7 separate regions of the Mus musculus genome follow, and regions 1, 2, 3, 4, 5 and 6 are each linked to region 7. Evidence: chromatin loops called from intact Hi-C (ENCODE). Cell type or tissue: left cerebral cortex. All regions are shown on one strand.

Region 1 (4,000 bases), 610 kb after region 7:
TATGAATGTCTATATCATCTCTAGGTCCTCTTTTGTCTCTTCTGGGAGGAGTGACATTGTCCCCCCTAAACCAGAGGAGCAGAATTGCCATCACGAAGTTGGAACCACTCACTAAGCCAATGGGACCTGCAGAAAGAGTGGTGGTGGAGGATTTGGGTGTGGTTCCCAAGGATCCCACCCAAAGTCCACAAGTGGTTGCATAAGGATTTGTTGTGTGATTGTGTGATAGATGATGCTGTCAATTTGAACACTGAGAAAAGGATCTCATGGTATGCCTGAGGTGGAGTGGGGGATTTTCCTGATTATAATGATTTCGGTGACACATGCCCACTGTGGGCGGCACCATTCCCTAGAAGGGATCTTAGACTGTGTACATAGAAAAAGGGAGCAGAACAGCAGCAAGCATTCATCCCCCTCTTCCTGGTTATAGATGTCATATGATCAGGGCTTCCAGTTCCTGTTGCCTTGACTTCCTTGTCAGGATGGTTCAGACCCTTGAACTGTGAGCCAGGCAAACAAAAACCAAGGCAACAAATAACCCTCCTTAAGTTTCTTTCCTCAGGATGTCTTAACACAGCTTCAGGAAAAGAAACTAAGACAAGTTGTATTCTGAACACCATACAAGAATGCAGGGCTCATTGCTTACGACAGATTCTAATAACCTCACATTTTCCATCAAAATGGTACTTGCTTTGAAAGTTTTTACATGCAAGCTAACATAAGCCTCATTTTCAATTGCTTGTTCTGAATAATGCTTGCTCTAATTTTAGCCTAAAACCGTGCCAATTTGCCAGTCTGGGGGTTGGGGCTCAGTTGGAAAAGTGTTTGTCTTGTAAGCAACAAGAACCTGAGTTCATTCCCCAGAAAACGCAAAGAACGGTAGTGTACACTTGTGATGCTAGCACTGGGGAGGCTGAGACAGGAGGATTCCCCTGTGCACTGGGCAGCTAGTCTAGTTTAACTGATGACCTCTGGACAGATGAGAAACTCTGTCTCAAATTTAGGGTGGAGCCATCAAGATGGCTCAGCAAGTAAAGATAGTTTTCACCAAGCCTGCCAACCTGAGTTTGGTCCCCAGGACCGCACACATAGTAGAAGGTGAAAACTAATTCCTGCGGGTTGTCCTCTGACCTTCAGACATGCACTGCGGCATCATTAATGCCACAAATTAACAACCTGAATTAATAATGAGTTAGTTAAGTACAGGAAAGATGGCATTTTGAGGAAGACATCTGAGGTCTTCGTCTGTCTCTAACCCACATATGCATGTGCACTGGCACACACATGAACACACACATGTACATTCACATACACACAAACACACACACATGCACTCCTTATATACTTGGATTGTGGTGTTCTCACTTTTTTCCCTATGACTACTTCCACCGTTTTCATTTGCAAACTAGGAAAAGGTCTTATCATCTAGTTTTAAAAGCATTCCCCCAAATGCTAGATCCAAGCATAACATTAAAAAAAAAATCATCTGATTTCTCTTGGCCAGATGAACAAATGATAAACCTCATGTCTGCAGAATGGAATTTCCAGCTACCCATATTGACCTGGTGATTGACAGGGACCTCAGAGACAAGGGTCCAGCTTGCCTGTGTCTGCAGCAGGTTCCCTGACAGCAAAGTGAACAGTTGCTTTTCTACTTCTGTACATTGGAGACAAAGATCTTTGAAGCCATCCAGATGGTGTGTGGTCCTAAAACTGAAAAAAAAAAAGAGCAAAATCCAGGGTTGGAGAGATGGCTCTGTGGTTAAGAGCACTTATTGCTCCTCCAGAATCCCTAGGTTTGAATCCTACCACCTACGTGGTACATCTGTAACTCCAGTTTCAAGGGATACAGTGCACTCTTCTGGCCTATGAAGGTACTGTAAGCATGTGATATACAGACAAACATGCAGGCAAAACACCTATACATACATATATACAGTGTGTGTGTGTGTGTGTGTGTGTGTGTGTGTGTGTGTGTGTGTGTGTGTTTTCTTTAAAGCAAAACAGGAGAGGAGCCCAAATGGCTCATAATGGATGAAGAGACAGACCCAGGTGCAGTCAGGCAAAAGGACACTTCTCCACCCAAAGTGAAGAACTGTGGAGACCCACAGTGTTGGAAATGGTTCTATGCTCGAGCCAGACAAGTGCTAAAGAGAAGGAGAGTCTTTGCTGGGATTCTATTCCTGTGGGCATTTTCTGCAAGTTTTCTTTTAATAGCTGAGTCTTCTGGGAGCAGAATTGTCCACCCATGCAGGGTACCTATGTTCAAACTCTTTTTTATTATTATTTTAAAATTAATCTTCTGACTCAAGGTTTCTGTAAAGCTTTTTCATACACCCTTCATTTTTGACCCACCTTCTCCCCCTCCTCTCCCTCATCCGCGACACTGATCCCCACTTAATCTTTGAACCCTATGCTCCCGCCTCCTCTTCCATATTGCATGAATTCTACTAGCCCTCTAATTAAATTTTTAATCAGGTTGTGTTCTAGAAATTTCCATATGGCTTTTTCATGTGCCCTTCCTTTAGGCTAGCCCTCCTTCCTCCTCATCGCCCCCGCCCCCGCCCCCTGCTCCTGCAACATGTTATTTTAATGTAAGCGAATTTGCAAAAGAAAAAAGATCACATATCTTGGTTCTTGGTTGTATATAGGGGGAACAACAGGATATTTTGACATATATGTATCATAGTGTGTGTGTGTGTGTGTGTGTGTGTGTGTGTGTGTGTTTCAAAATGATTACTACTATCAAGCAAAACGCATATCCACCACTACCAACAGCTTCCATGTGTTTGTGTGTTTATCTGTGTTTGTGTGTATGTCTCTGTGGTATCTGTGGGTCTCTGTAGTATGTGGTCCTGTGGTGTGTGTCTGTATGTCTGTGATCTCTATGGTGTGTATGGTGTATGTGTCTGACTTTGGTATGTGTGTGTGGTGTGTGTTTGTGTGTGTGTTTATGGTGTATATGTGTCCGTGTCTATGGTATGGTATATGTGTGTTACATGTGTGTGTTTCTGTGTGTGTCTATGTGTCTGTATGTCTGTTTATCTGTTTGTATGTATGGTGTGTGTGTTTACAGTGTGCATGTCTGTGTGTGTCTGTGGTGTTTGTGTCTGTATCTATGATATGTGTGTGTGGTGTGTGTATGTGTCTGTGGTGCATGTGTGAGTGTCTGTATGTGTGTGGTGTATATCTGTGGTACGTGCATCTGTGTGTGTGTGTGTGTGTGTGTGTGTGTGTGTCAGTGTCTCTCTATGTCTATGTGTATGCAGCAACTAAAATCTTCTAGGAAATACTTTTAGTACAAAAGACCATTGATTGTTATGGTGATAATGGCTATGAGACTGTGCAGTTACCAAAATTAATCAAACTGCACTCTTAAAGTCGAGTCTTGCCACATGGCAAGCAATAACCCAATCAACAAGACAGGGGAAAGTTCACAGCTGCTATGAATATATTAAAGATGCTGAAATAGGGGCCAGGAGATGGCCCAGTGGGTCAAGGGCATTGATGAGGACCCAAGCTCATATCCCCAACACTTGTATGAAAACTGGGCTGCTGTGGTAGCCACCTGTAACATCAGCACCAAACAGGAAGGCAGAGCTGGCATTGACAGAGCAAGCTTATGAGGCAGACTAACTGGGTCAGAGGGCTCAGAGTTCAGCAAAGGACCCTGCATCAGTAAGATGGAGAGCCATCAGGAATGACACACAGTGTCAATCTTCAGCCTCCCTCCACTCACGTACATATATACACATGAAAAAAAAGATGCTGATATATATGTGCCAATTGTAATTAATAGCAACACAAGTGTCAAAATTTCAACATTAGATTTTAAACATTCCCACCCCATACACCAAACAAGGATGTGAAGTAATAGACATGTTAATTATCTTGATTTAATCTTTCCATAATGCATACACATATCAAAACATCACATCAGACCCTATAACTATGTGCAATTACCACAGACTCCAGAAGTGCTAACAGAACAGATTTCAAA
Region 2 (4,000 bases), 390 kb after region 7:
CTGAGGTTTAGCAAATCCCACTGTTGGCTTGAAATCTGCTGAGAGTAGATCTCTGGTATTTCTGTTATGTGCAAGTGTACACACACACACACACACACACACACACACACACACACACAAAACCAGCTTCTTTGTTACAAACTCGTATACCCAGGGCATATGAAAACACATCACACATTTTAAATCTACATCATTCTTTGTCAGCCATTACTTTAGCAAAGCTGGAAGACACGACACGGCTTCTGAACGAGGGGGAATCAGACCCTCTCTCGTTGCTGAGCAGGGAGTGACTTTGCCGTGAAGTTAACAATGATCATCACAGCCTCTCGGCTTCTTCACAGGTCCCTCCTTCACGTAGCACATAGCAACTGATAACTTACAATGTGCTAGATACTCTGAAATTATAATGAGCCCGGAGCCACTTCTTCCCTCACAAAGAAATCTACATAATGAAGGCTATAACCACAAAGCCTGCTACACACTAATCAGAGAAAGGTATACAGCAACAGGCATTAGAAAGAAGGCCCTGGCATCCTGCCTTATGCCTAGAGGTTCAGAGGGTCCTTGGGGTGAGGGATGACACAGTAGGGATGACTCAGTGGGAGTCATCCCAGCAAGCGAGGTCCTCCCCCGACTTCTTCTGTCTTTTTAATAAAGCATAGCCGTGAGGTGTGCCTATGGGTGGACGTGGGTTGTGCTCCCGCTCAGGGGTGTGATGAAGTATTGTGATTTCATTTAGATGCCCTTGTTCTGAATAGCCGTGGAGTGGGTTACATTGTGAATTCATGGCCAGCTAAGATGTTAGTTATGATAAGTTGGGCAGCTTTCTATGCAAGCAGTAATTATTCCTCTCCGCGTGTCTCAACAATGCACCGCCCAAATCCCAAACCCCGATGATAGATTTCTCCATATTGTTTCAATGTCGGCCTCTTAGAGTGGGTAAACTTCCCAAGGTCAAGATTTCTTACCCACTTTGTACTTAGCCACATAGTTGGCAGGCGATAAATACTCGCAAGACTTGTAACCTTGAGGAATGAATCACCACCCTCAAGACAGTTGTCCCCAGGAATCGTGACTACTAAGAAGGAGGACAGATTTTAATCATCTCTCACACCAACCTGGAGTACCCCAGAGCCAGAAAATCACCCCAAACTTTCAAACTAATTGCATGCACAAGGGATTGGGGGATGAGATAGCCTGGGGTCTATAGGAACTTTCAATCTCAGACTAATGATATTGGACAATTGTATAGAAAGTTTCAATCGTGAACTACTGACTATTGCTGACTGAGAGGTGAGGAGTGTATCTGATATCATTTGACTTTCTCTGGTAGGGACTGGGTGCTAGTTCTTGAGAGTGGAGTTGCCACCTGCTCTCCCCACCCTGGGGGGAGTCAATGTTCTTTAAGTAAGAGGGAAAAGGAAATGGATTTTGGATAACAAGTAATGATGTTCTTCAAAGAGAGTTCCTGGACAAACAAAGCAATTCATTGTATCTGGGTGTGTTGGCTAGAGCCCAGTCCTGTATTCCAAACTCTACACTGGCAATTGAGAGTTCAGGGTGAATTTTAACGATACACACTTTATCTTTGTTCCTTTGGAATGTCTGTGACTTGAAGTCTTCTGACATGCTGACTCATTGTTCTATGTCTAACGAGCTGCTTTTAAAAAACAAATCAGACGCAGAAAAAAAGTTGTGTGATAATGATACCATATTTGAGTGACGTTTTCACATTCGGTGATTTCTAGATTAAGGGGAAGGGTGGAACACATGTGTTTGAATGTGTTTGTATAGAGTAGACAAATGATCTCAAGAAAGAAATAAGATAGATAGTAACTGATGGGGAATGCTAGAGGATTGAGGGGCCCCGTGCGTGGCTGATGAGAGGGGAGCAGAGCAGCTGGAGCCTGGAAAGGAGCGGGTGCAGTTACCCCCAGAATCCCAGAACAGCACTTGGATCAGAAATGCAGGTCTGGCTGGGAGCTAGTGAGGAAAGAAGTGGGCTAATGGAGAAGAGGCTGCCAGAGTCCTGAAGGAAACAGGTGCCCAGCTGCCCACAGCCACCCTACACTGCACATGAGTGTGGCAACAGTTAGACCATCGAGAACAAGGAGAACACAGAACTGAGGAGGAAAGAGAGAGGCGCTGTCTTACAGCAGATATAACTGCGCTGAGTACCCTGAGATATCCAGGAACCACTGCAAGAAAAGAAGAAAGGATAATTAACAGGACAATGAGTTTATAAGCATTGCCATAAACTTTTATAGCTCTTTGGTAAAAATAAAATAGTAACAGTGTTACTTTTAGAATATCAGAAAGACATTTGACTTAAGTATAAACCTTGTTTTTTTTTTTTTTTTTTGGTTTTTCAAGACAGGGTTTCTCTGTATAGCTCTGGCTGTCCTGGAACTCACTTTGTAGACCAGGCTGGCCTCAAACTCAGAAATCTGCCTGCCTCTGCCTCTGCCTCCCAAGTGCTGGGATTAAAGGCGTGCACCACCACACTCGGGTTTAAGTATAAACTTTTAATTGTGAAAACTGCTAAGCATCCTCAAATGTAACTCCACCAAATTACTAGAATGGGAAAGACCTATGGATAATGTATTAGTCAGGGTCTGCTAAGTAACAGATTTTATACAATGAGTCTGTCTGTCTCTGTCTCTGTCTCTCTCAAATATAAATATATGCAATAAATATAATACATACTATATATTGGTTATAACATGTGATATATTATATATATTATATAATGTATAACTTGTAATATATAATAAAATAAATATATAATATATAAAATATAATATATAATTAATATAATATAATATAAAATATGTGTAATATATATAGGTTTTATATACTATATGTAGGTCACACATATAATATATATGGGACATATCCTGTATATCATATATACCAAATATATACCCCAGATATGATATGATATGATATGATATATGATATGATATGATATGATATGATATGAGGTATAGTAGAATGATTTACAGGCTGTGGTCTAGATAATCTAACAATGGCTTCTTAAGAATGGAAGGTCCAAGAATCCAGTCTACAGGGCTAGATGTCTTAGCTGGTCTTCGGTATACATTGCAATCTCAAAGAAGTAAACTGTAAGGCCAGCAAAAGACTGGATGTTCCAACAAGGTGAGGGCAAGAAGGCAAAGAGCGAAAAGCTTCCTCCTTCCACGTCCTTAGATAGGCTTCCAGCAGGAAGGCATGGTCCAGATTAGAGGTATGTCTTCCCACCTTAAAGATCCAGATTTGACGTGGCTCTTCCCACTTCAAATCAAGCAACAATCCCTCACAGGTGGGTGTGCCCTTTCATTCTGGGATTTTAGTTCATTCCAGATGTAGTCAAGTTGACAACCAAGAATAGCCACCATAAATAACAATTCCCAATATTGAGGCTGGAGACAGTGCTCACAGGTTGAGTGCTTTCTGATCTTGAAGAAGCCCTGACTTCACTTGCCAGAACCACGTATGATGGTTACAACCACCTGTAATTCTAGCTCCTCTAGGGCATCCTTCCGGCCTCCGCAGGCCCTGGATTTGCATGCACATAAACACAAACACACACATGAAAAATTACATAACATCCCCCAAATGAAAGTCTATTCTGGGAAAACAAGTGACTTCCCAAATGTAAGTGTATGTATAAGAGAAAAATGGTTTAACAAATGTGTTAGGAGTGAATTACTTCATTATCTGAAAGTAAGGAAGACATAGCTACTTGCGTCTCAGTGTTTCATACAGCAAATATTGTCCTAATGCATGACATAAACGAATACAGGTCAAGAATAAAACCATGTTACAGGAGCATAAAACACATAAAAGCTGAGAAATAATGTTCTGCTCCTCAGACAGCTGCAGGCGAGCCCACCACATTAGGTGCTATGGATCAATAGCCCTAATTTTAAAAAGGGGCCAGAGATACATAATTTGCAGGAAAAAAAACATGATAAAGGGAGTTTTGAAAGGACTGTTT
Region 3 (4,000 bases), 170 kb after region 7:
TTTGACTAGATTGATGTTCTACCTGCAACCATAGCTTCTTCGAGTTCATGGGGGCAGCAGCCATGTCATGTTCAGAACACAGCATCCCACAGCTCTCTCCCCCCACCCCACCCCCAACCTCTGGTTCTTACTTACATCCTTCCTGCCTCCTCGTCTATGATGTTCCCTGGGCTTTGGCGTATGTCTGCTACACAGCTAACATACTCCAGTCTTGAGTGGGTCTACTCTGTTTACGTAAGTAGACACTTTAAACGTGGACCTGGTGATGGGGTGAGCTTGTTATCTGAATCTCCATAAATAGGGTTAGGCTTATCTGTGCCTGCGACCTCAGGGGAGATGCTGCAGAGAATGTCTGAGGGGGTAGGGCTTCTATTCTGGGTACCAAATTATAACTACGTTTTAACGATTGTCCCCTTGCTCCCCCCGCCCGCCCCGTGTGTGTGTGTGTGTCTGTGTGTGTCTGTGTGGGTGTCTGTGTGGGTGGCTGGACGTTGGTACATGGGTGATTCCTACTGAGGACAAGAAAGCTCCAATAGATAGCTTGTTGTCTCATAAAATCTTTCTAACCCTGCTGCTCTAGTCTTGAAGCCCCCCGTTGTAGAAGAAAAGCAAAGCCCTTTCATTTCACAGACATCCAAGTTCCTTTAAATCTCAGAAAATGTTTTTCTTCCCATTGACGACTGAAGCACCCACGGCGCTTGGGCCCTTTGCTCTGAGATCCCACCCACCATTCCTTTCCCCATCTCCCTCTCCACAGAACACAGGGTTCAGGACTGCCAGTGGCTCAGATTGCACAAATGCCAAGCAGAAGATGACAGACCTGGGGACCCTCTCTCCCTCCACACCATCCATTCATCTTTCCCCTAGAGAGACTGATTTCCTAAGAAGCTCTGGCCCTTAGGTTGGACTGGAGCTTAAGCCAAATATTTATTCAATGTCAGGGAAGCTCATGTGGAGGACAGAGTCCAGAGATATAGAAGGCAGAACTAAGACAAATCAGGGCTCTTCCCGAGGGCCCTTCTCAAGCTCATTGAGTGAACAGATCCCTCTTGATAATAATGATCATTATCAAAGACCGCTTACAGCTGGCAGAGGGCTCTGCAGTTTTAAATACTAAAGGAGATATCCAAGCGCTCTTTGACAGTCGTGCACCTTCCACCGCATCAGACTTGAGATGCTTTGGGATCTAAAGAGATGGCTCATACAACAACATGGGCCGTGTGAACACAAGGGTCTGAGTTTGATCCCCGGGACCCACAAAAAAAAAATGTCACATGTGGTGGCGTGTGGTTCAGCAGCCAGCTATTGTAGCTGAATCTGTATGCTTTCCATTTAGCGAGAGACTGTCTCAGCAAGGTGGGTAGCTCCTGAGGAGCTGGCCTCTTACCTGAGGCTGACCTCCCACCTCCACGCGCACAGATGTGCACAAGCGCGTAACACCCCTCCCCCCAAATGTGCAGGCATGCACACAGGCACATAACTGTTAATTCAAACTAAAATATAAAAACTTCTCTGGATTAAGCCTTTTCCAGGGAGTTTCCTGCTGAGAGAAGATCTTTAAGAGAGAGAGCCAGGGTAGAGAGAAAGAGTATTTGACATATGATTAGAGAGTCAGGACTGAGGTGTGTCTGGGGATGCCCTTTGGGTGCTGTATTATATTAGACAGGGTTCTCTAGAGGAACAGAACTTATATAAAATATATATTCTTATATACAATATATTGCATGTATTATATAGAAAGGGGGTGTATTGGAATTGCTTACAAGCTGTGGTCCAGCTAGTCCAACAATGGCTGTCTACCAATAAAAGGTTCAAGGATTCAGTAGGGGTTCAGTCCCCCAGGCTGAACGTCTTAGCTGGTCTTCAGTATACACCAGAATCCCAAAGAAGTAGGCTCTAATGCAAATGAAGGAATGGACTTGCCCACAAGAACAAGAGCAAGGCAGGAAATAGACCAAGCTTCCGTCCTCCATGTCTTTTATACAGGCTGCCAGCAGAAGGTGTGACCCGGATTAAAGGTGGATCTTCCCACCTCAAAGGATCTGCATGAAAAGGAGCTCTTCCTATTTCAAAGAACTTAATTCAGGAAAAAACCTCCTTCACAGGTGTACACAACTGCTCAGGTTTTAGTTAATTCCAAATGTAGTCAAGTCGCCATGCAAGCGTAGCCATCACGGGTGGCTAGCTGCTTTACAGAGGAGATGGGGCTTTCAAAAATGATGAGTTGGTTTGTGAGTGGCCTTAGGCCTCCTTCATCCCCCCAGGGCTCCTATGGGTTGATTTCCACCTAGCAGAACATCTCTAGTTTTAGTTTAGGTGGAGGAAGCCAAGTTGCAACCCAGAATCTTATCAGTCGTAGGCTAGACGTTCCATAATGGCTTAACTTAACTTAGAAAAGTTATCTTACTTAATGTAACAAACATTATGTAAAGGACTTCATGGATGGTTACTGAGGGACTTCGAGAATTGGTAACTAGGAAGGGTGTGGACAGAGCCGATTCCGGCTGGGGAACAGAGGCTGGCACAGACCTGTACCACTCCTGTCAGCTCCCTCCACAGCTCCTTAACATTGCTGTACCAAGCAAAGGCCCTCACTGAGTCCCCTGACCTTGAATAATTCCTTGCCAGCTCTGAGGGACAGATAGGGGACAGGCATGGCTTTTGGTAAAGAGGAGTTTGGGATATGCCCAGACCAACCCCACAAATGCAGATTGGCATCCGTTAAACACCTACATCCTAAGAAGTAACACCATTTGGGCATGCCTGGGGCACACTAAACCCCTGGCAATTCCACAGCATGGGAGAGCAGTTGACCCTCTTCATGGCCCAGTAGAAAGCAGCCTCTGCATTTGCTGCAGGAAAGACATCAACCAGGTGTGGGCAGTGACTACTCTGATAAGGGAAATCCAGGTGTTCTCTAGAAGATGGAGTTAAAGCTAGGTGTGGCCCAGGGAGTGGCACTATTAGGAGGTGTGGCCTTGTTGAAGTAGGTGTGTCACTGTGGGCATGAGCTTTAATACCCTCATCCTACCTGCCTGGCGGCTAGCCTTCTACTAAGAACAAGAAGTAGAACTCTCAGCTCCTCCTGCACCATGCCTGCCTGGATGTTGTCATGCTCCCCCCTTGATGATAATGGACTAAACCTCTGAACCTGTAAGCCAGCCCCAGTTAAATGTTGTCTTTTTAAGAGTTGCCTTGGGTCATGGTGTCTGTTCACAACAGTTAAACCCTAACTAAGACACTAGGTCACATGACAAGAGGTCCGCTACAACATGTTGAGTCACTGTCCACACTGTAGGCATGAGGAGACTGGAACTGGCAATGAATGATGATGGTAATGCTTATAGTGATGGTGGTGGTGACGATGACGATGGTGATGATGATAGTGATGGGTATGGACCAGACACGCGTGATTCCACAGTCTCCTTTGCCATGTTGTGTGTAGTGTTGCCCACACCTTTCTTTCTGTGCGAACTCAGCCTCATGTTGCACTGACGCCAGCTGTGTGTGGTTGAGGAGGCGAATCCCTGCCATCTTATGACGAGAACCAGGCAGAGCAAAGGAGATCACTTTAACCACAATCCCTTTGTTCTCTACAAAGTAAGTCAGGGCAGCTTCAGGGTGGATGAGTTCTTTTATTTATTCAATTCTTATTTATCCAGGAATGGGGGCAGAGATAACAACATGAGAGGTAGGAACAAAAGTTGCTGGTGGGGGGTGGTTAGCTAAATGAGAGACTAGCCTTTCTTGGTGCTTCTCTGGTCACATTAGTCATTGCCGTAAATGGTGTTTTTTTTTTTTTTTTCAAATACAGAGCATTGTGTTTGCCCACTGGGACCACATGGAGCCTAGGAGAAGTGGCACACCTCATGAAGTTAGGCATGGTGGGCACCTGCCTGAGTGCTGTCCCTTCTGTGCATCTTAGAAGCATCCTTGAGACTCCCTGAGCCCCAGTTTCTGGTCCCCTTCCTTGTTTGTGTGTATAGAGCACAAACAAAAA
Region 4 (4,000 bases), 340 kb after region 7:
ATGGACATGTTGCCCTGTAGAAATAGAAATGAGGACAGTCCTCTAAACTGTGGGGCCTTGCCTAGCTAGGAAAGGATACCCAGCCACTTATCGAGAGCTCAATAAGTGACACCCGAAATCACTGTCACATAAGAAATTAGATATTTTGGATTTTCACGTATTATTCTTTCTTGTATATGACAACTGTTTCTTTCCCCAAGCAGAAGGAATTAATGCTTAGATATGATTAAAGATGAGGTGTGAACATCACACTGCTTCTGACTTGCCCAGAAATGCAGCAGAGAGGAGAGGGGAAAGTGGAGGAAAGCCTCTTAGACAGGTTGAATTCTGTGGAAAGGCTGTAGCTAACAAATACAGAATAAGCCTATGGAGAGAGAGAATTCCTGTGCAGGTATTAGAGATGCTCGCACACAGGCGCAGGAGGTGTAAGGCAGAAGTGCTGAGTGCATGAGTGAGAGCAGAAGCGACTGAGCACTGATCGACGCAGAGCAATGTGAGCTTGGAATAGATCCTGTGCATATGCACTGGCCCGCACAAGCCTAGTTAGAGTTAAGGCGTAGAGAAATAGAGATATCTTCAGGGAGGGTTTCCCCAGGGAAGCATGCCTTTCCACAGGGCTCTGTCAGTCATCCAAAATCCTCCTGTCTAGCCATGGAGCGCCAGCCCCTCTTAGCCCCAGCCCTGTACCAGAGTTCCCCATCAGCACCACTCGAGTGTTGACGCGGCTGTTTTGGCAGGAAACAAACACGTCTGCCTCCATACAAAGCCACTTGGTTTTCACATTCATACCTATCTGAAGTGACATACCGCGGCTGAGCGTTCGGATGAGATGGCATTTGTAAAACCAATTTTCAAGTGTTTCAACTTCAGTAAAGTGCAGTTCACATCTCAGATGACGAGGGACTTAATTTGTCACTGATTTCGAATGTCACAAGATCAGAGAATCATAAGCATTCATTGAAAATTCCAATTAGTCGTGCTCATCAAGAGGTCAGTGGTTCTTATCCATGCAGGCTCCCTGCCCTCATGTCCAGGCTCCATGTAAATGAAACCGAATTCCTAGTGGGATGAAGGCATCTGTAGAGTCAGTCAACACTAGGATAAGATAACAGAGGATCCTGTGATGAATTTGTTCTTCAGAAAAGAAATGTCCTGACAGGTGCCGGACTTTTTTTTTTTTTTTTTTTTTGGTCCTTTGTTTAATGGGGATGAAGAGAAGATCTGCTCTTTAAAAAAAAAAATCTTTCAGGTTATTTGAACTTCAAAGTGAAGGGAATATCTGGAAATTTGAGCATTTGGGTCACCCTATACAATATTTACTCATGTAATACACATGTACACACCTGTATACATACATGCATGCCCACACATGTACACACAGATGTGTGCACACACATGTATAATGTATAAATACACTCAGACACTCACATGTGCTCACACATATACATACTCATGTGCACACACATGTGTACATGCATGCACACACATATACAAGTGTGCTTCCAGGCACATGTGTGTATGCACAGATGCATACTCTCACACACATACATGCATACATGGTCACCTGCACTCACACACACTCTTCAGCTACATACAAACACACATGCACACACACATACACACATGTGCTTTTGTGCATATGTATACGTTATAATACACATATGCACACATGTATAAACACATACATAGACTATTTGTTCTCAGAGATAAGATTAGATGTCTGTCCTCTTGGGATGTGCCTGAGAAGGAGCCACACAACCAGATTTAGAGTCTTAGGACAAAGGAAACAAAGGCCACTGAAGCTTTCACAGAATTTACCATGTCTAACACAGCAAAATTGAGGCTGCAGTTTCAAGTGAGTCAGAGAACCTTAGGAGCACCACAGAGTTCTCAGAAACAGGTAGGTGAGCTCCCGAGACTGATGTCCCTTGACACTGCCTTGCCATACATTCATTACATCTGGATATCAAGAGTGTTGCATGTGTTGGGTGAATTGCCTTCAAAGTACGTATGAAAATTCAGTCATCTGCACTAGCCACTCTCATCAACTCAACCCTCTTCCCCCAGAAAACATGGCTTCCTGCCACAAGTTCACTCTTCCAGATGGCTGGCAGAAGATTCCACTCATGGCTTTCCCTCACACACATCTCGACTATGAAGCCAGCACTATTAAATCCATCATTTCTCAGTGGGTGGATGTTCTGGATGTTTCTAGCTTTTAGCTTTTCACTCTCTGTGCGCAGTGACAGACTATCACTGGAGATAGCGCCATGGCAGAAGGGGGGCTCTGGTAAGATGGCTTGGGCACCTGGGAACTTGCCAAAACAACTCAGCCACAGTCACATGTCTGAGACTTTGTTCTGAATATCCACTGAGTTACTCTGTTCCCCGATGTGGTCACAGGGTTGTGAGTACCAAGGACACCAAGGAGAACAGCTTGGCATTCTGCAAACCTCTAGCATTCTGTTAGCCAGAGATCACTTGGCCAAGCTCATCCCTTCCATCCATTGGAGGGATATGCAAGAGTGGGTTGTGCTTCACAGGGGCTTCCAAATGCTCCTCTGATGCGAGGCTAGGTAGGTAAACTTCTGATTTTTATAAGCAAGCACCAATTTAATTTCCCTGAAAGTTGCAGCAATTAACATTATCCCTGCTAACAAATTCAAAACCTCATTTCCCAAATCAGTGTCAGGGTAAATGTTAATTTTATCAACTTGACAATGTTGTGGCTAAAAACTGTCTTTGAAATTCTCATTTCCTTCATCACTAGTAAGACTAAAAATGTTTTCTTATGATCATTTGGTAAATCATAATTTCCGTATTGGGATGGACCCAATGTCTAATACATGCTACGCAAATGCTCCACTGCTGATCCACACATCCATCCCTCCTTATATTTCTTATTTTGAGACACAATTTTATCAAGCTTCCTTGAACTCATGTTGTAGCCCAAGCTGACCTTGCAATCCTCCTGCCTCAACCTCCTGGTTAGCTGAGATGGCAGGCCTATTCCATCAAGGACTGGTTATGGTTCCCTTTCTCTATACTGTTTTAATTTTTTTTCCTGATTATATGCAAGCTCACTACATAGTTTTCTGGTGTCTCTTTATATAGTAGATTAATTCTAATTTCTACTTCAATAGACATTGCCTGTTCTGGAATTCCAGGTTTGGGATGTGGCCTACATATTGCTCAGCCTCCTCTTCCCCTCTTCATCTGCCTGTGCCACTTTGAGGCTGACCCATGTTTTAGAGTGGCCAGTTGTTTCCTGCTGTGTTGTGATTCCCATAGGGTTCCTGCCCCCTGCTGTGTCTCCCAGCACTCTGCTACATAAAGACACAAGGTCCACTTTCCTAGGTGGTCTTTCATGCAAACACTACCAGGACACATCTCAGAACTAACAATAGGACCACAAGAGATTTGCAGCGTTGATGTGAGCAATTCCTGATTGATGGAATGGCACAGAGAACCCTGCCTTCTCCATGTGGTGGCCAGTTTTTTCAGCTTAGTACATACAGCCCCTGGGAATCTATGTTTCTCCCATCATTCCCCAGGAGATGACTGACTATAAGTTTTTGAGAGAGGTGCGAATCAGAACCAGATGGCCATACCCTATGCAACAATTCCTTCCTTGCAGCAAAGCTCTTTGCTGGGGCATAGACAGGTGTCCACAGAGTACTGTGGAATTGTGGAGTTGCTTTAATTGTGGCAAACTAGCCACTGGGCAAGAAATTCCCTAACTTGATCTGCAGACAAAAATCATGTCCAAAAAGGATAATCAAATGCAGGATAGTTGACTGCTAAGCTCTGCTAACACAGAGTAAGATAGTCCTTCATAATTCCTGCTTCTCTTAATGTCAATCAATGTTCTGGGCCAGAAGGCTGAAGATAGATGCTCTAGCATTTTAAAAGATATTGGGGATGGTCCAGGCTGTCGGCTATCCCTGTCATTTCTGTGATTTTTGGAGTCTGTATCCCTATGCTTCCTGCATACTCAAAT
Region 5 (4,000 bases), 720 kb after region 7:
ATGTTTACATTACAGTTTATAACAGCAAAATTACAGGTATGAAATAGCAATGGAAATAGTTTTATGGTTGGGGGTCACTAAGACAACTGTATTAAGGGTCACAGCAGTAAGGTTAGACCACTGCTCTAACCTCCCACCTCCTCCAAGTGCTGGAATTACAGTTGTTGTCCACTGCACCCAGCCACCTGTTGGAATCCCAGTTCTCAGTGGTGATGGGAGGTGGGGCCAATGGAGAAGCACTTGGGCCACCCCTTAAGAGGAGGTTGATGCCAGTCCTGGGGAAAAGGGGTCCTCTCAGGAGTGGGTTGCTTATAAAAGCGTTAGTTTAACTCCCCTCATATATTGTGTTCTGTGTATCTCCAGCTCAGCTCTGCTCTTCCATCATGGGACAGTGAGCACTCGTTCAGGCTCTTGCGGGCTGCAACTGCAGAGCCTCAGAGTCTGACCCACTAACCGGTTCATTTCTGTGCCTCGTGCATTAACTAGACTGTCTGCCATGCTCGGCCACATTGGCACAAAATAGGCAGAGACATGTCCCCCGAGCTGCTAGGAAGCTGTGGATAAATGAGACAGGAAGCAAATTCAGTTACAAGGAGCCCTTCCAGGGAGGCCTTGCAGCAACTCTGAGCATTTCTGTCAAAGGCAAGATACTTCAGTGTTCGAACATTTGCAAACCTCCCTTCCGGGCCTGTGTGGAGGTGTCCCCCACATAGAGGCCTGCAGCTGTCTACCCCACAGGCTCACTTGAAAGGACAGCTGCAATGTGCCCCTCTGAGGAGGCGGAATCTTTTTTTTTTTTTTTTTTTTTTTCAGATGAGGCGGAATCTTTAAGAGACAGGGCCTACTATATGGTCTTTAGGTCATTATCTGCACTCGGTACTACCTCCTCGTTCACTTTCATTTCCCAGTTGAGAAGAGTGCATTTTTTACTCTGCCAATCAGTCCTGTCGAAATGCTTCTTTGCCCAGACTTGGAGCAATAGAACCTGATAGGTTATTTCTCTGCCTCTGCCGCCGGTGAAATGAGCCAATTCAAGCCAGATTAGATTATATTAAAGGCAGGTTTATTGGGAAGCTGCTTTCCGGTGGGCGAGTTCTCTGGCCCCAAGGATCAAGACCAGGGAAGTTGCAATGGGAAAGGAAGGAGGGGGCAGGAGGAGAGAGAAAGAAGGGGATGCGCATGCGTGGACAGAGAGAGAAGAGGAGAGAGACCAAAACTGTCTGGATTATATAGGGAGGAGCTTCTGGGGGGAAGGGCAGCCCAGCCCCTGGGCTGGAAAGTTCAGAGTTGGGGGCAGGATATGCCAGGTAGGGTCTGAGGGATGCTGGGAAAACCTGGAGGCCAGGTCTGCTTCAGTATGTAAAATAGGCACCCCTGTCCCTTGTCCTGGGGTTGGATACCAAACAGAGCCAACCAGGCATAGACTAGAACCTCCAAACTGTTGAGTCTGCAGAAACCGCTCCTCTTTATGTTCTTCAAGTGTCTGGTACGGAAAGGGAAAGCTGTTACACTTCAGTATAAGTTCGTGTCCAACCCCTCTGATCAGAAATTCGAGTAATGTATTTGTTTTCTTGGGGACCGTGTTGCAGGGGTGGGGTGGGGTGTTGGGGCTGCTCCCAACAAGAGGTGCTTCTGGAATAAATAAACAGCAGCTTTAAAAAATAGATATATATAGCTGATGGTAACACGCTTTATTAGTTAAGAAACCTTCCTTCCCCAAGGAGCATTTGCAGATGTAGCTTAGAGATGCTGGCACAGTGGTCAGGCAGTGATGTCATCCCTGGGCAAAGGAGAGGCAAGCATTCCGGAGCATCCTGTTTTTTGTAAACAACCGTGATACCTGACCTCTACACACCTCTCCTGAGGTGGGTTTGAACTCTGGGCTCAGAGGAGCTGCTATGGAGATTCAGGCCTCGTGATTCTCTCCACGCCCCTCTACCCCCACCCCTTCTTGTGCCCAGAGAGGTAAGACCCCCAGCTCAGGCTGAGGGCCAAGGAAATGGACACATTTCTCAGTGCGCCTTGCAAATGCTTGAAGCTCGAGCAGTGAGGGATTGCTGCTGCCTCTGCTGGAGCCTACGTGAAAGTGCCGGTGCTGAATCTGAGGTACAGAATAAAGGCCGAGAATTACATCCTCTATCGAATCGGGCTCTGATTTCATCCCTGATGTTCTGGTTTACAAAGCTTGCTTCCTTCCAGCCTGCTTCTCTAAAAAGGAGATGCTTGCTGCTGCTATGAAATGCAAAAGGCCCAGATGTGCCTTCTGAGTTGGAGCAAGTATGATATGGGTTCTGACTCCTCCTCCGTTCCCTCCACAGTCTGATACTCATGTGTGGCTATTGGCTGCGGTCCCCCCCCCTCCTCCTTCCCTCCCCTTCCCCCTCCTCCTCCTCCTCCCCTTCCCTTTCCCCCTCCTCCTCCTCTTCCTCCTCTTCCTCCTCCTCCTCCAAGCTGCTTACACAGGTGGCCATTGCACGTCCTGCTCACAGTAGCACAGCCTTGTTGAAATTCAACAAAAGGGTTGCTGGAGGAACGGAGCGCTGTTGTAGGGAGATCCCATCGAAAGATACCCCCACTACCCAGATTGACTTCTCATACCCCAGTGACCTCTTGTCACAGTCTTGGGTCCCACCATTGTCTGGAGTCTTGTGACTCAATCAACACTTGTTCTCAATTCCTTAGCAGTAAGAGGAATGACCACCCACATTGAATTTAAGGCTCCCAGCCTCCATCTTGAGAGCCAGACTCCCTGTGATGTCATACAGGGGGGGCAGGGCCTCTTCTGGAAAGCAAGCTGGGCTCTCAGGTACACTAGTGAGAAGTGACACAACATGATACATTCATAGCCTCTCCAGAGCTAATTAGCATGCCAACCACAGCCCGCCTCCCTACCAACCCCCGCCACCCCCCTGTCCCATGATGGCTTGTTGATCAAGATCATATCAAAAATGCTGCCAGCTCCACTCCATTGACAATCCTGGCCTTTTTGGGTTTTGTTGCTTATAAATAAGCCTCCATACGTTGTAAAAGCAGTCCTTGAAACAGTCCTCCAAAGGCCCCTGAGATGCACCTCCATCTCCTGCACAGAGCTACAAACCCATCTGGGACTGAGCAGTGAGCCTACAAGCCCACTGATGACTGATCTGTAAACACCTCTGGGACTGAGTCACAAGCACTTTCAGAAGTGAGCTATAAGTCCATCCAGAACTGAGCTGTAAGCACAGCAGAACTGTCTGCCAAACAGGAAGAGACTTGGGGTGGGGTGGGGTTTGGATGTGTTCCTGGGGACTCTAGGATTCCAGTGGTCCAGGACTGGGTCCCATCTTTTGGCATCTGCCCCGAGCTGAGCACCTGATGGTTGTTGGGACAGATGTGGTGAGCACGGACTTCCATCATTTAATCCTCCAAGTTCGTCTCTAGCTTCCTGATGAGGCGCTGGTAGGTGTCTCTCTCCACCTGCCAGGAATGATGCGTCCTCACGTATTCCCTTCCGTTGGTCACGATTTCCTTCTCCAGTGCGGGATCGCTAACCAGTCTCTTTGCCAACTGAATGAACTCCTGAAAGACAGGAAGTGGATGAGAAACGCATATGCGTGATGGGTGCAGGGGGAACCCTGGAGAAAAATCACTTTGAGGGAGCAGGATCAGAATAACGCAAGCATTAGGATTAAGAAACATTGTGGCTGGGCGTGGTGGCGCGCCTTTAATCCCAGCACTTGGGAGGCAGAGGCAGGCGGATTTCTGAGTTGGAGGCCAGCCTGATCTACAGAGTGAGTTCCAGGACAGCCAAGACGACACAGAGAAACCCTGTCGCAGAAAACCAAAAAAAAAAAAAAAAAAAGAAACAAAACAAAACAAAAAAAGAAACATTGTATATGTCAGGTGGCAAGATGGTTCAGTGGATAAAATGCACAAGGATGCGTACACTCCCGCGCGCACGCACACACACACACACACACACACACACACACACACGCATATGCACACACACACACACACC
Region 6 (4,000 bases), 480 kb after region 7:
AGTTAAACCCATCCCCGACAGCTGGCGGGTGGGTGAGCTGCCGAGCGCCACGCTCCTGAAGCACCGTGTGTCTAAGGCTTTATTTCCAGAAGCCTCTATATTTTCCAGAGAAATTATAACACGTCTTCTTTTACGGCTCTAATTATGATCGCTCTTGTATCTACAATTTGATGCAAATTAATATTTACTTATCCTAATAATAGCGACGCCAGATGGACTCTTACTACACACTGTACCCATACAAGGCTTTGCAGGGACTGACCCAGCGAGTCCTCAGGAAAGCCCCGCAGGGGCTTTTCTGGTGGTGGTTCCACACTAACTCAGCGAGGTTTGAAAGCAAATCTGAAAATTTGAGATCTAGAACTAGATCTTGGGCTTTTAATGTGCTCTCTCTCTCTCTCTCTCTCTCTCTCTCTCTCGCTCTCTCTCTCTCTCTCCCCTTCTCTCCCTCCCTTTCTCCCACCCTCCCTCCCTCCTTCCCCACCCCCCTCTCCCTATAGATCAAAGGTCAATCTTGAATGTTGCTCCTCAGACAGTTTCCACGTTTTGTTGGAGATAAGGTCTTTCATTAAACCTGTAACTTCATCAAGTAGACCAGCAAGCTCCAGGGATCCTCCTGTGTGTGTCTCTCTTTCTGTCTCCCATCTTATCATTGCTGGGGTTGTGTGTGTTATTGCATCTGACTTTCTGTGTGAGTTCTAGGCTTAGAACTCAGCTCCCCACTTGTGAGGCAAGCCCCGCCCCCACCACTCACATCCACTTCCCTCTCTGCATCACCTGGAAACCAGTGCAGGGTCTGAGGTCTCTCTCTCGAACTTTGTACAAAACCCTCCGCCACACCTTCAGAGAGACAGTAGCATGGGGGGGGGGGAGGAGTGGGAGGGAGGGTCTTGAAACTCAGCCCAGCCTCTATTTCCCCCAAATCAGAGGCAAGTGCTGGAGGAAAGACTTTTATGAATCACTGATTCTCATGGAAAATTTCTTCAGGCTTGGGCTGTCTTTCTTCAACTCTTTTGGATTGAATTTTGAGTTTGTGTTAATTTTTCTCTGCTATGTATATATATAATATATACATATACATATAATATGTATAATATATAAGGCCTTTTTCATATAAGCATGTAATATACCTTGAGCATATTTCCCCTGTACTCCATGATCCTCTCTTCTCTGACCTCCATATATGAGTGTGCACATGTGTACATGCACCTGCAAGCAAGCCCACATGTACACACATACATACACATGCTAACAAATGTGTGTATATACTGCATGTATATATAACACATGCACACACAAATAGTTTTAACTGTTTTACATTTGATTGGTTGATTTTTTTTTCCCAGTGATCACATTGGTCCCCAATCAATTTTTTTTTTTTTTTTTTTTGGCTCTTTTCAGTTTATTGCATGAAGGAGTTACACTAGTCCAAGTTAAAAGCGGACCCCAAATGATTACATTATACAAGCTGTGAGGTTTTTAAACTTGTGACAAGGGACAGAAGGGAAATTCTACTCATTGCAAGGAAATCCTCACTTAAGCTTCAGAGAGCCACAAGCACTTAAAACCCATGAACCTTCAGCTGATCGTCCTTAGCCAGCCCAGTCTCTATCAGGAACTGGCATATGTTCTTGCGCTGGTCACCCTGTAGCTGAATTACTTCTCCATATTCTGGATGCTCAATTACAGTACCATTGCAGGCAAATTTCTTCTTAAACGCCTTCACTAGTTTCTTTTTATCGTAATCATCAGCGATCCCTTGGACAGTGGTAAGGGTATTATACTGACATTTTGTTTACAGGGAGCTAGGGAAGGTCAGAGGCTATCCAATATGCAACAGCCCACAGTGCTCTTCCCATCTCTATTCTTATTAAATGCCCCACCCTTTTTCCTCCTGGATCCCACAGATACCATTACTAATAAAATATCACTCTAAGTTCTTTACTGACCCTAGGTTAAGCTAACTGTCGAAAGGGACAGGAAGTGGACACATTGCCATTCCCAGAATGTTCTCATGTCCGTTCTGAAGTAGCAGAGGCGAATCTTTCTGTGAGCCGTTCCTGCCACAAAGCTGAGCCCAGCTCTTCAGTGAACCATCACACCGGCGGCGGCGGCTTCCCAGCCTGCTTAATCACTCTCATAGGCAAACTTCAAACCTCACGCCCTTTCCTTGTGCTTTTCAAAAGGCGAAATTAGCCAAACGCACAAAGATATCTTTAGTACTTAAAAGGTTGACAGAAAAGGTGCCAAAATGAAAAAGAAATAAAAACTTCGCACCTCATCCTTTGTGAGCGTCTGCACATTTGGAGTTTGGGCACAAAGACTTGGAGAATGACAGCTGTTCAGTGGGGGTGGGAGGATTTTTTTAAAAAATGCTGAGATCAGGGAGGCGGGGTCACATCGTAGGGTGAGAATTCAGCCAGTTGTGCAATAAAGAGGAGGAAAGTCAGCGCATGTGCAGAAAATCTACTAGCCCAGAAGCAAGGCCAGTTCCTGAACAGTTGCCCCCATAAAAGAAAAGATCCTAGGAGGGGACATAGGACTGCCATTGACCTGTTAAGGTCAAAAAACATCCAATGCCATCTCAGTGATAGAAGTGGGTGTCGCCTTTCTGGCTGAAGAGCCCAGGAGAACACCATTATTACTCAAGGCTACTCTACCAAGTCAGCATGTGCCTTGGAGATCAGAAGTAGGCAATGAACTTGTTACTGGTTCCTTTTGGCAATCCTCTTGTCCTTTCAGAATCTAGAGGCTGCTTCAATCGATTCTGGTCTGGCCCTTGTGTCTTGCCAATCTTTCTCTTACACTAACCTCCTCTCTGTAGCCAGCCTGGTGACTCTCTCTTCTGTGAGCACACAGACTCTTGCACACACAGCACACAAGGGCTATGACATCACACATTCCCAACACCGACACAATGTCCCTTTACTATGGAAGAAAAAAAAGGGGGGGGGGTCTATTCCTGGCTCTGTAATTGACTAAAATATGAGCAGTCCTCTCCTGATGGTCTCTGTTGGTCTCATAACAGTAGAGATTTAAGGACTGGAGAGACGGCTCAGGTTAAGAACAGAGGTCTCAAGTTTGATTCCTAGCACCCACATCAGGGAGCTCACAATGGCCTGTAACTTCAGCTTCCGAGGAATCCGATGCCCTCTTCTAGTCTCTGAGGGCAACCAAACAGGTATTGCACACACCTGAAAAAATACACATAAATACAAAAAAGGGGGGGGGGGTTAAAAAAAATCAAAAAACAAGTCTTAACTCTCAAGTATAACAATACAGTAACAAAATTCTTTAGGAATCCCAATTGATGAGTTGTTGGTGAACTTGAACTCCAAACGTCTGACCACTGCTTATAATAGACAGATGGATCACTGTGCCTCCCTGGTTTGTCTCTTGTCATCCCTTAGGAAATGCTCTGCTGCCCTGGGTGTGAATGAATGCAGTTAATTCGTGTTGTTCCTGGCGAGATGCTCTGCATTTTGCTTTCTGGCTAGATGAGGGTCTATTAGCTGATTCTTCCTAGACAACGTTCTAAGCAGACTCTTCCAGGGCAGATTCTCTCTCTAGTTGAGTGTCTAGAGATGCTCACCATTCTGGCTCCCTCTGTAGTCTTGCTCTCAGACTGTTGATTAAATCTGGAATGCACAAGGGACACGCACCCTCGCAGGAGTCCTAAGACCATGGGGATGTCTGTTTCTTAGCACCGTGCTCCTTAATTCATGCCAGTGCAGGATGTTAAAGGAAATATCTTCTACCTCCCACAGTCCTGCACCCTGGCTTCAGCTGAGTGATCACGGCCGGGAAACTTCTTGTGTGAGTTGAACTATTCAAGCTGCCAAGAATTTTTAACTTGACAGGAAAGCCATTGCACCAGGAGCCCTTTGAAGCTAATTCTCACTGAAGCAGAGTCATGAGCTCAGGCTGCTGGGCCACTCTTCATGCACTGTCCGTGCCCTTTTGAGACTTGCTTTCTCTGATAGTCTTTTGATTCAGGAGT
Region 7 (4,000 bases):
GTCCCACCTGCCTCGATACATCAGTTCAGGGATGGGCACAGCAGTCATTTCAACCAGGTTCTTTGTATTGCTAACTCTGTAAAGTTTTTAGAAAACAGAAAATGTGTGTGTGTGTGTGAGTGCATGTGCGCGCGCATGTGTGTGCCCGTGCTCATGCACACACAGAAAGAGATCGAGAGATATAGAGACAGAGACAGACAGAACACCAGAAAGACAAAATTTAAGAAAGGCACACAGGACAAATCTGGAGCTGGTACCCCAAAGATGAGGATACCCAGAAAGACAGAGGCCTTTGGGCTGTTTTTGGCAGAACAACCCTGACTCCTCTGATCTTCCCTTGGAAGTCAGGGAGCTGAAAATGCTTAAAGCTGGGGATGGTTTTGTAGCTCCCTGGTGTGGATTGCCTCCTTAGCCAGATTCTGTGAGTCCTGTCATGTTCTAACTTAAAAGTCACCATGAAGACCCACCTCTGGGGGTTCCCACAAAGGTTTAACTGAAGAGGAAGGTTCATCCTGAATGTGGGTGCTACCATGGATGGACAGAGGCCCCAGACTAAATACAGAGAGAGCAAGTTGAGCACCAGCCTGGCGCCCTCGCCCCCAGTTTCTGACTGCAGATGCCATGTGACCAGCTGCCTCATGCTCTTTGCTGCCAAGCTGTGATAAAAACAAAGATCAAAAGCAACTTGAGGAGAAGTGGGTTGGTTTCATCCTCTAGTTTAAATCCATCATGGAGGGAAGTTAGAGTCGGAATCCGGAGACAGGAACAGACACACAGAAGCAGTGGAAGGAAGCGGCCCACTGACTTGCTCTCCATGGCCTTTGTAGCTTTCCTTTCATATAAAACCCAGGACCACCCGCCCAGGGGCGGTACTACTTCCAGTGGCTCCTCCCACAGCAATCATTGATCCAGAAAATGCCCACAGGCTCCCTACAGGGCAATCTGATGGAGGCATTTAGTCAGCGGAGGTTTCTTCTTCCCAAATGACGCTAGCTCATGTCAACCGGACAAAAACTAACCAATTCATGCCTGTGAGCCCAAAACGGACTCTCTTTCCCTTAAGTTGCTTTTGTTAAGTATTTTGTCATGGCACAAAGAAAATTAACTAACCCAGTCCATTTTTATCCGCAGAAGTGAACCCACTCGTTGGAGTGATGCTGGGTTTCCTCTCTGAATCCCCACAACATCTGCTTGTTTCCAAGGCTCTGCGGAGCAGTGAGGAGGGCTCCGGCTCGGGACACTAGCATGGGTATTATGTATCTTGGTGTGAGTTCGCCTTAGATACCCTGGAAGGCATGAGTGGAGAGCTGTACCTATTAGCTTTTCAATGAAATATCTTCCCTAATGCCAATTCCCTAATGCCCAAAGGCCAGCGGGGAGCCAGGATGGAAATCTTTCAGGGACAGGAATTTGAGGGTCATTTTGGCATCCCAGGCTCACAATCTAGAGTTCACCGGAAACACTTCAGCCTATGTTAGGGGTTCCTGAACTGTCCTTGCCTGAAGGCCGCCTATAGTCAGAAGCTTTAAGAAGGCAGGGCAGATGGCCTTTCCACACCTGTTGTGAGCGTGGACATCCACGCTGGTTCTCGTGCGCGCTCCTCGGGGCTTGCGGGGTGTCCATAACCTCCTTTGAACATCTCCCTCCTATTCGAGCACATAGAGAGGGCGACTGCGAGGCTGGGCGCCCCGCAACCAGGAAGGTGGGACCTACTTTGCGGATTGGGGCTCACAGCTGTCACTCCAGAAGGGTGGGGCTTAAAAAGAGAGAGAGAGGGAGAGAGGAAGAGAGAGAAATTAGGAAGCAACAACCCCAGCCCGCCTGGGCACGCTGCTCTGGGTGCGCTCGGATGCAGCCGCCCCGAGCTCGCGCCTACTCGTCCGCGCGCCGCTCGCCCTCCGCCCCGAGCGCTGCTCGTCTCCGGAGCCGGCCGTGCGCCGGGCGCGCGTGGGGAGCCGGGGCGGGCTGGGGTGGAGCCGCAGCGCCCCGCAAACTTTGGGCGGCGGAGCGCGCGCGCCGAAGCCCCGTGGCGCGGGATGGGGGCGGCGAGGCTATGTGCCCCGGGTCCCCACGCGTGCCTGGCTACCAGCCCGGGGACCCCCGCGCCGCCTCTGCCCGCGCCCCGGGCCCCGCAACCTCGCAGCCCCGCAGCCGCCCGCGCGCGCTAGCCCACCGCAGCCTCCCAGCCGGAGTCCTCAGAGCGCTCTCCATGCTTGGGGACGCAACACCGGAGACCCCCCTTGTGGAGTGAAATTCAATTCACGAGCCAGTCCTCAGCGCAGTCGAAAGACTGAGGTGAGCCTCGGCCTGCGCTGCGGGACCCCGGAGCCTGAGCGGCCTGGCTATGGACCTGTGGGGACCCGGCACAGGGCGGCCCTGCTGCTCGGGTCCCTAGCCAGATGCGTCTTGGTCATCCAGCTCAGCTTCTCTTCTCCGGGGATCTGGCGACATCCCTTCTTCAGCCAGAGGACACCACGGAGGAGCAGAGGACCCGCGCTCCAAGTCTCCAGGATGTGCCCATCTGAGATGGGGACTCTGTGGTACCTCTGGTCTCCCGTGCTCATCAGCCTAGCTGCCCTTTTCTCCAAAGGTGAGGACGCTGGGGCTACCTGGGCCCGGGGGACTTAACTTTGCTGAGAGTAGATGTGGATGTGGGTGGCCCAGAGAGGGCCGGTGGGTGTGTGTGTGTGTGTGTGTGTGTGTGTGTGTGTGTGTGTGTGTACACAGCAGGTTTGTGGAGCCAAGGTTCCGGGGCAGACACCTTGGCAGCAGGTGATTTCCCTGGAAGTCTTGGTATGATGCCCTAGGAGAGTGTGCCTAAGCGACAAAGGGAAACGGGGAAGCCTAGTCTGCCCTGGCCCTGGACGCTTCCTAGAATTTGGTGTGGACTTCCCAACTGGCCCTAACCGGTTTAGAAATAATTCTCAACAGCCCTGCTGTGCGAGAATGTCAGCTAGTGTACCACGGGCCGTTAAGAACACAGTTGGCCAGAGACCCTTTCAGCCCAGGGTCTCCTGGGTCGGCCTTCTGCAGCTGCTGTGTGTGTATAGGGGATGGGGGTGGGGGTGGGTGGGGGGATAGGAGAATACTTCCACAGATGCTCTACTGTCTATCTGACCCAAGTCTTCCCAGTGGGGTCCTGACATGGGGCCGTGAGTAGAAGCGGGAAGCCCCGTTTACCTGCTATTACCGTCTCCTTCAAATCCCTGCCTGGTACAAGCAAATTTGAAAGCTTGGGACAGAAATGCCTTGCAGAGCGATCGATATCCACAGGACACGGTAGATGGACTCTACACGTCTTCCTGGCCGAGCAGGAGGTTTCTATTTGTGGGTAGTTTTCTCCCCTACACCCCCTTTCTACAGCAAAAGTCAAGATTCTTTGCGGTCTCCTGTGTGCTGGAAAAAAAAAAAAAAACCCTGTAAACATATTTCTCTGCGAATATTTATCAGGCAACATCTCTCTGAAACTTCCTAGCCAGTTGACAAGCGCAATCTTTTATGATATGTTGATTTTGGTTTCTGGCTTTTCTGGTATCTGGCAATCTAGTTGCATAGAATCTTGTAGAGTTAGGCAGATTGATTGCTGTTTTTTTTTTTTTTTTTTTTTTTTTTTTTTTTTTTTTTTTTTTTTTGCGTGGGAATGGTTGCGGGGGCATGCTAGGTGTTTATGTCACTGTGTTTTCAAGTGCTGTTGAAGGGGGCTCAGGTAAGCTAATGAGGAGTAGCCCCACTTCCGGGAGGGAGCCACAGCTTTGGAGATATAGAATACACTGGAAACCAAAGAGGAGGTTGGTTAAAAAAAAAAAATGCAGACCCTAGGTCGTCAGGGCCACGATGCCACTCCAGCATAGCTGGGAGGCGTGCTGTTGTCCTTGTTGCTTGGTTTGATAAGAATAGACGTCTTTGTTTTTATTCCTTAATAGCAGGGCTTTATTAAGGGCGGCTTTGGACTGACTCTACACTAATAATGGTGTTCCCTCTCACTCCCTCACTGATTCCT

Evidence for each region. A loop is a pair of places that touch in the nucleus more often than their neighbours do. Peaks named below come from ENCODE experiments on the same cell type or tissue, not always from the same donor. Only the 100,000 strongest peaks of a DNase experiment are listed, where the experiment ranks them.
Region 1: it touches region 7 in a loop (3-fold over the local background); 5 of 42 quality-filtered maps call a loop at or near these places.
Region 2: it touches region 7 in a loop (3-fold over the local background); 2 of 42 quality-filtered maps call a loop at or near these places.
Region 3: a loop joins it to region 7, with 2.8 times the contacts of the local background. A loop is called at or near these places in 2 of 42 quality-filtered maps.
Region 4: it touches region 7 in a loop (3-fold over the local background); 2 of 42 quality-filtered maps call a loop at or near these places.
Region 5: it touches region 7 in a loop (2.9-fold over the local background); 5 of 42 quality-filtered maps call a loop at or near these places.
Region 6: it touches region 7 in a loop (3-fold over the local background); 5 of 42 quality-filtered maps call a loop at or near these places.

Annotation. Positions count from the first base shown.
Region 1 is chr5:127,819,998-127,823,997 of GRCm38, reverse strand. The region is part of intron 5 of Tmem132d (transmembrane protein 132D); the gene reads left to right. Among named protein-coding and RNA genes, the nearest start is that of Glt1d1, 190 kb to the right of the region's middle. In left cerebral cortex, a CTCF peak has its summit at 1,858 (motif pointing left); DNase peaks (open chromatin) are centred at 804 and 1,809.
Region 2 is chr5:128,038,270-128,042,269 of GRCm38, reverse strand. The region is part of intron 3 of Tmem132d (transmembrane protein 132D); the gene reads left to right. Among named protein-coding and RNA genes, the nearest start is that of Tmem132d, 390 kb to the left of the region's middle. In left cerebral cortex, no CTCF peak of the experiment used is centred here; DNase peaks (open chromatin) are centred at 582, 952, 1,632 and 2,022.
Region 3 is chr5:128,260,904-128,264,903 of GRCm38, reverse strand. All of the region lies in intron 2 of Tmem132d (transmembrane protein 132D), which reads left to right. Among named protein-coding and RNA genes, the nearest start is that of Tmem132d, 170 kb to the left of the region's middle. In left cerebral cortex, no CTCF peak of the experiment used is centred here; no DNase peak of the experiment used is centred here.
Region 4 is chr5:128,088,858-128,092,857 of GRCm38, reverse strand. The region is part of intron 3 of Tmem132d (transmembrane protein 132D); the gene reads left to right. Among named protein-coding and RNA genes, the nearest start is that of Tmem132d, 340 kb to the left of the region's middle. In left cerebral cortex, no CTCF peak of the experiment used is centred here; DNase peaks (open chromatin) are centred at 533 and 2,142.
Region 5 is chr5:127,706,421-127,710,420 of GRCm38, reverse strand. It overlaps Glt1d1 (glycosyltransferase 1 domain containing 1), which reads right to left. Exons shown (of 12, transcript NM_177005.4): 12 at 2,901-3,558. The coding sequence ends at 3,397. Among named protein-coding and RNA genes, the nearest start is that of Glt1d1, 76 kb to the right of the region's middle. In left cerebral cortex, a CTCF peak has its summit at 2,067; DNase peaks (open chromatin) are centred at 600, 2,123, 3,223 and 3,453.
Region 6 is chr5:127,952,753-127,956,752 of GRCm38, reverse strand. All of the region lies in intron 4 of Tmem132d (transmembrane protein 132D), which reads left to right. Among named protein-coding and RNA genes, the nearest start is that of Glt1d1, 320 kb to the right of the region's middle. In left cerebral cortex, no CTCF peak of the experiment used is centred here; DNase peaks (open chromatin) are centred at 2, 731 and 2,268; H3K27ac peaks cover 595 bases.
Region 7 is chr5:128,430,876-128,434,875 of GRCm38, reverse strand. It overlaps Tmem132d (transmembrane protein 132D), which reads left to right and starts at 1,799. Exons shown (of 9, transcript NM_172885.2): 1 at 1,799-2,590. The coding sequence starts at 2,512. In left cerebral cortex, no CTCF peak of the experiment used is centred here; DNase peaks (open chromatin) are centred at 651, 1,208, 1,734 and 2,409; H3K4me3 peaks cover 2,779 bases; H3K27ac peaks cover 1,541 bases.